2 separate regions of the Homo sapiens genome follow, and region 2 is linked to region 1. Evidence: read pairs that join two places in POLR2A ChIA-PET (ENCODE). Cell type or tissue: HepG2. All regions are shown on one strand. Each heading gives the region's core, and the rest is flanking DNA. Links, peaks and the distances in the headings are about the cores only.

What was found. ChIA-PET counts read pairs that join two places held together with the same protein. Peaks named below come from ENCODE experiments on the same cell type or tissue, not always from the same donor. Only the 100,000 strongest peaks of a DNase experiment are listed, where the experiment ranks them.
Region 2: POLR2A ChIA-PET joins it to region 1 with 6 read pairs; 5 of 35 experiments call an interaction of 5 or more read pairs at or near these places.

Annotation. Positions count from the first base shown.
Region 1 is chr3:71,319,452-71,322,365 of GRCh38, reverse strand. All of the region lies in intron 4 of FOXP1 (forkhead box P1), which reads left to right. Among named protein-coding and RNA genes, the nearest start is that of FOXP1-AS1, 31 kb to the right of the region's middle. In HepG2, for the core only: no CTCF peak of the experiment used is centred there; no DNase peak of the experiment used is centred there.
Region 2 is chr3:71,257,295-71,260,208 of GRCh38, reverse strand. All of the region lies in intron 5 of FOXP1 (forkhead box P1), which reads left to right. Among named protein-coding and RNA genes, the nearest start is that of FOXP1-AS1, 31 kb to the left of the region's middle. In HepG2, for the core only: no CTCF peak of the experiment used is centred there; DNase peaks (open chromatin) are centred at 1,418 and 1,858.

The sequences.
Region 1 (2,914 bases), core at 167-2,666:
GCCACATGTGGCTTTTGACACTGGAAATATGACTGGTGCAATTGAGGAACTGAATTTTTAGTTATATTTAGTTTTAATTTATTTAAACTTAAAAGCCACATGTGGCTAATGACTACTGTTTTTCATAGCCCAGATGTTGATATGAGCTTCTTGAGGGCAGCGGCCTAGTTTTATTCATGTTTTTATTCCATATAGTACAGAATGGTGTTCCCTAAAGTCTGCTAAACAACGGAATGAATGATGTAAGAGTTGTATCAAAAATTTTCATCTTTTGTAGTTTATACACCTCTCTACACATATACAAATAAAAATCCTGCTTATGAGTATAACACATATTCTCACATCTGACACACAGATCTCATTACCCCATTTTCCCGATGAAGAAAGTGAAGATCAGCAAAGTTAAGTGACGCAGGCAACTTTATAATCATGAAAAATAACATTGAGGCTGGGCACAGTGGCTCACGCCTGTAATCCCAGCACTTTGGGAGGCCGAGGCAGGCGGATCACAGGTCAGGAGATCAAGACCATCCTGGCTAACATGATGAAACCTTGTCTACTAAAAATACAAAAAAAATTAGCCAGGTGTGGTGGTGCACACTTGTAGTCCCAGCTACTTGGGAGGCTGAGGCAGGAGAGTTACTTGAACCTGGGAGGCAGAGGTTGCAGTGAGAGGAGATCGCACCACTGCACTCCGGCCTGGGCAACAGAGTGAGTCTCCATCTCAAAAAAAAAAAAGAAAAAAGAAAGAAAAATAAGATTGAATTATGCCTGCCAGTTACTTTAATTACATTGTGAGCACGAAATTTCTTTTGATATTCTAGTTGTGGGTCTCTGAAAACCTGAACCCCAGAGAAAATGTCTATAGTCTTATGTGTTATATATAGCCCATGTGGCCATCTCACGTTTCCAGAAGTTGGCTTTTATTCCATGGTCACTTAAATGACACCATTTCTTGAGTCTGGGGCTATGGCTGGCTCATACCAGATTTCTTGTCTTCATTACCAAATCTGCCAAGGGTTAGAGGTCACTGGTTTGTCCCATGACAACTCTTTCTTCCACACTGTTTTGAAGGCCAACTGCGAAGTTTGATTTTGTCAAAGTGGGAAGCGTGATATCATTAAAGCTGAAGTTAAGCAGACCACAGCCCAAGAGAGGGAATGGCACTAAGGCTCATCTGAGACCTTAATGCAAAATCGTCTTACTATCTGAAAGCGTTTTTTTTCCTTTTTTTTTTTTTTTTTGGTACAGTCTAAATTAGGACACTGTTAGTAGCGGGAGGGTAATTAGGGGTGCATAGTGAATCTCAATTCTTATTTATAAGAAGTCGACTTGATTAAATTCTTATAGCTTCCTTGCTCATTCTATTTCCTTTGCACTGTATCATAAACAATAAGATGATTTTACTTCAAGGGAACGGAAGAGTTTTTGTTCAAATTATATCTCAGTCATTCACATAAATATCAGCTGTGACACATTTCTTATATCTTCAGAGGTATGAACAAATACTATGCAGACTTGATTTGCTTGGCCGCGTGTTGCTGAACCATTGTAGTAGGGAGAGGAACAAAGATGGAGAAGAGCTGATTTTATGAAGGAACCAAAGAAGGAAAAATTGTTGCCGTTAACGTTGTTTACTGAAATTCATCAGCTTTTACTTTATTCATTCAAGATTTATTAAGTGCCTTTTGTAGACTGGGATAGAGCTTAGCAAGAGAAATGATTGATTAAATAGACCATTATAATAAAATGGAGTCATGCCTGTATTAGGACAAGTACTGTGTACAAAGGGAATAGATAACAGGGACATTGATCTAAAGGGAGGTTAGGGAGGACTTCTTGGAGGAAGTGGTATTTGTGCCTGAGTTATATGGGATGTGTGGGATTTCTTAGGTGAAAGAGGGCAGAGCAATACGGTGGTAGGCTAGATCTGTGCAGCGGCTTAGAGACAAGACTGTACAGGGTGTGTATGTGAGTGTCTGTCCGTGGTAGAATGGTGGTTCCAGAGCCGCAAAAAAAGTGCAAGCAGAGGACCAAGCAGCGGCTAACATCCAGCACAGCCTTTTGAATACCTCTAGATGCTTCCCCTTGGCCTTCCGGGCCTTAGAAAGCTAAGAAATTGTTCAGCTGGGATGGGATGTGCGTGGGTAAGCATGCAACGTTAAGCATCCATGTCAATGTTGAGATGCGTCCTAATGTCAAAAATATTAAGGTGTGACTGGGGAAGCTGTCTGGGAATTGATGGAACGTTGTACATTCACATTTTGCAAGATGAGTTTGTCTTCCCCGTGGGTAGGTTTGAGGAGAGCAAAACCAAAGGCAGGAAAGAGCCTTCACAAGGGAATTGCAGAGTCGTGGGAGGCACCCTTGTGTGGGCCGGCAAGTGTTGGTCAGGGTGAAGGAAAGAGAATGGAGTGGATGTCATTGTTGGATGTGGTGGAGGAGTCAAATGTGCCTCCAGAGTGTTTGGCCCCATTGGCTAGGCGTGTGGTGGTAGCATTCACTGAGGGAAGGCCCAAGGAAGAAGAACCAGATTGGCGGAGAAGAGGGTGCTGAAGAAGGTTGTAGATCATGGAGAGCCAATGTTACAGGCAGACTGCTTGGAAATGGGAACTGTTTGAGAAGAAGGGAGGGTGCACTCTGCCAAATGCAGCCTATGGATCAAACAAAAGGGACTGAAAACTTAATGACTTTGGCAACAGAGGTTTCAGTGGCATGGTGTGGGCTGCAGGATGTTTAGAAGATGAATAAGTGGAGACAGGGAGTATAGCAGCTCTTTACAGAAGTTTTTGAAAGGGAGGAGAGAGTAGGGGGCTATGAGACTGTGAAAAGAATTTTTGTTTCATCACTGAACAGAGATTATAAAGTCACACCAGAATCTTTCTTTTCAGTTTAATTTAAATCTTTTTTTAAA
Region 2 (2,914 bases), core at 186-2,685, 62 kb after region 1:
GATCGCGACCATCCTGGCTAACACGGTGAAACCCCGCCTGTACTAAAAATACAAAAAAATTAGTGGGCGTGGTGGCAGGTGCCTGTAGTCCCAGCTACTCCGGAGGCTGAGGCAGGAGAATAGCGTGAACCCGGGAGGCGGAGCTTGCAGTGAGCCGAGATTGCGCCGCTGCACTCCAGCCTGGGGGAGAGAGCGAGACTCTGTCTCAAATAGAAAAGAAAAGAAAGTGTCCCTGGTTAGTTCCCTGCTGCCCTTCCTCACCTCTTCCTTCATGTCCCTGCCTAACTGGGTACCACGCTGAGCCTCCAGCAGCACCCCCACCCTCTATCCACCAAAGGGGCTTACCTGTGGAGCTTAATCTGGGCTCACTTGTCTTAAGGGACTTTATACGTAACTAGCAGGTGGCATCCACATCACTAAGTATTTCCCCAGTGCTTGTTAATATGCTGTTCTAAGTGATAGGCACCTCCTCTTAATATGGATAGTTAATTGATTTGTAGGCACTTTTGTTTCATCACAACCCTATTTCAGTTACAGTTGTTCATCCTTCTTTTTCTTCTTATCATTACTCATCACAAACCATCTAGTTCGTCTATGAAAAATCAGTCGATTGGGGTCGTCTCCCTTTACCAGACGCCCATAGGGTTTAGTTTTCTTCCAACACAGGGATCATAGACTTAGGAAGTGAGTCATTTGGGACATTGGTACTCATTTTTCACTATCCTTGGTGGACAATAAGAAAAATAATAGGAATGATAGGAGGTAATATTTACCAAACACTTTGTATGTGCCAGTTCAGCAAACCATTCTGAATCCTTTACGCATGTCTTCTCTTTTCATCTTCATGATAACCTTACAAAGATATACTGCAGCTGACACTATTTTCTAGGTCATAAAACTAAGACACAGAGAGGTGAAGTGAGCTCTGCAAGGTCACACTGTAGCTTGTCTGTGCTTTAAGCTTGGGCTCTTCTGGGTTCTGTTAGAAGCCTTTGGTTGCCGTGCCCACTCATGCCCATGGGGCAGCCCATCCCATTCTTTACTTCTTTTTTCTTTTTTTTTCTGAGACACAGTCTTAGCTCTGTCACCCAGGTTGGAGTGCAGTGGCACGATCTCAGCTCACTGCACCTCTGCCTCCCAGGTTCAAGCAATTCTCCTGCCTCCGCCTCCTGAGTCACTGGGACTACAGGCGCATGCCACCATGCCCAGCTAATTTTTTGTATTTTTAGTAGAGAAGGGGTTTCACTGTATTAGCCAGGGTAGTCTCGATCTCCTGACCTCGTGATCCGGCTGTCTGGGACTCCCACAGTGCTGGGATTACAGGCATGAGCCACTGTACCCGGCCTCAGCCCATCCCATTCTTAGGGCTACTGTCAAAGGTTTCTCTGCGGTCAACATTGACTTTGTTAATATTATCAGTGATAGTCCTAGACACAGAATTGCTTCAGTTCAAAAAGATAGGTTCCCACACTTAAAGCCTTAAGCAAAGCTCTCTCTTCTCCATTCCCCTCCTACATCCTTCCAATTGCCACACACTGTTTATTTGACCTCTGAAGTCTCTCCTGCTTTCTGCCCTTCCTGTCCTTGCCTTCCTGCCTGTAGAATGAAGACTTGGCTCCTTAGCATTGCCTTCAAAGCTCTTCATCCCCTGGCCCCAGTCTCTGTGTCTTCTAGAAGTTCCTCCAGCCTAGCTTTCCACAAAATATCTGGGTGTCACCTAAGGGACTGGCCCTCTGCTGGGAGTTCAGGATTGACACAGGAATGCTCACAGAGCTTATACCAGACCCCTTATTCTGCCCTTTGTTTGCCCTACCCTTGAACTTCTATAGCTCCTGTTACTGCTTCCTTCAGTGTTGGATGCCAATCCTCTGTCTTTTTTTTCCTCCTCTCCTACCTATTAACATCCTACTCATCCTTCAAGGCTTGGCTCAAATATGACTTCTATGAAGCCTTTTCAATTGAACCCAGCCTGTGTGACTCACTCTTTTGTCTGGGCTCCCACAAGTGTGTGTTTGTATTTCATTATAACCTTTGTTCAAGTCTGCTCTGTATTTTAGTGGGTTCTTTTCAGATTCGAAAGCCACAAATTCTTGCCTGAAGGTAAGAACCTATTTAATTTATTTTTGTGTGCCCAGAGCATACTATGTAGATATTCGTAGGCGCTCCGTGGATGTTATTAAGCGCAGTAATAACAATTACCATTTTGTTGAGGGCCTACTGTGCATCAGGACTGCGAGGTATTTTGTGTTCACTGTCATGTTTGCTCCTGCCAAGTAGCTTATGAGTGAGTTCTAGCTGTGATTGTTACCCCCATTTTACAGATGAGAAAACTTAGGTCCAGAAAGATGATGTGTCTTGTTTGGGTCACATAGCTGGTAAGTGGAAGTGCAGACATTTGCACACAGGTCTGCATGCTTCTAAAAGTCCATGTTGTTTTCACCACAATGCCTGAGAAATACATTATAATGATTTGCTGTGGCCCCTGGAAATCCAGATTAAGAGTCCTGAGTCCTTTAAGAAATACTCCCGTGGCTCCATTTCTTTTTCTTTCTGCATCCTGGAAATTTCCTCCTTTTAGTCACCTCCTCTTTTTACCCATTCTGCATTTTTTTTTTTTTTTTTTGAGATGGAGTTTTACTCTTGTTGCCCAGGCTGGAATGCAATGGCATGATCTCAACTCACTGCAACCTCCGCCTCCTGGGTTCAAGCAATTCTCCCACTTCAACCTCCCAAGTAGCTGGGATTACAGGGGCCTGCCACCACCCTCGGCTATTTTTTATTTTTTTTATTTTTAGTAGAGATGGGGTTTCACCGTGTTGGCCAGGCTGGTCTCGAAACTTCTGACCTTAGGTGATCTGCCCATCTCGGCCTCCCAAAGTGTTGGGATTACAGGCGTGAGCCACCATGCCTGGTC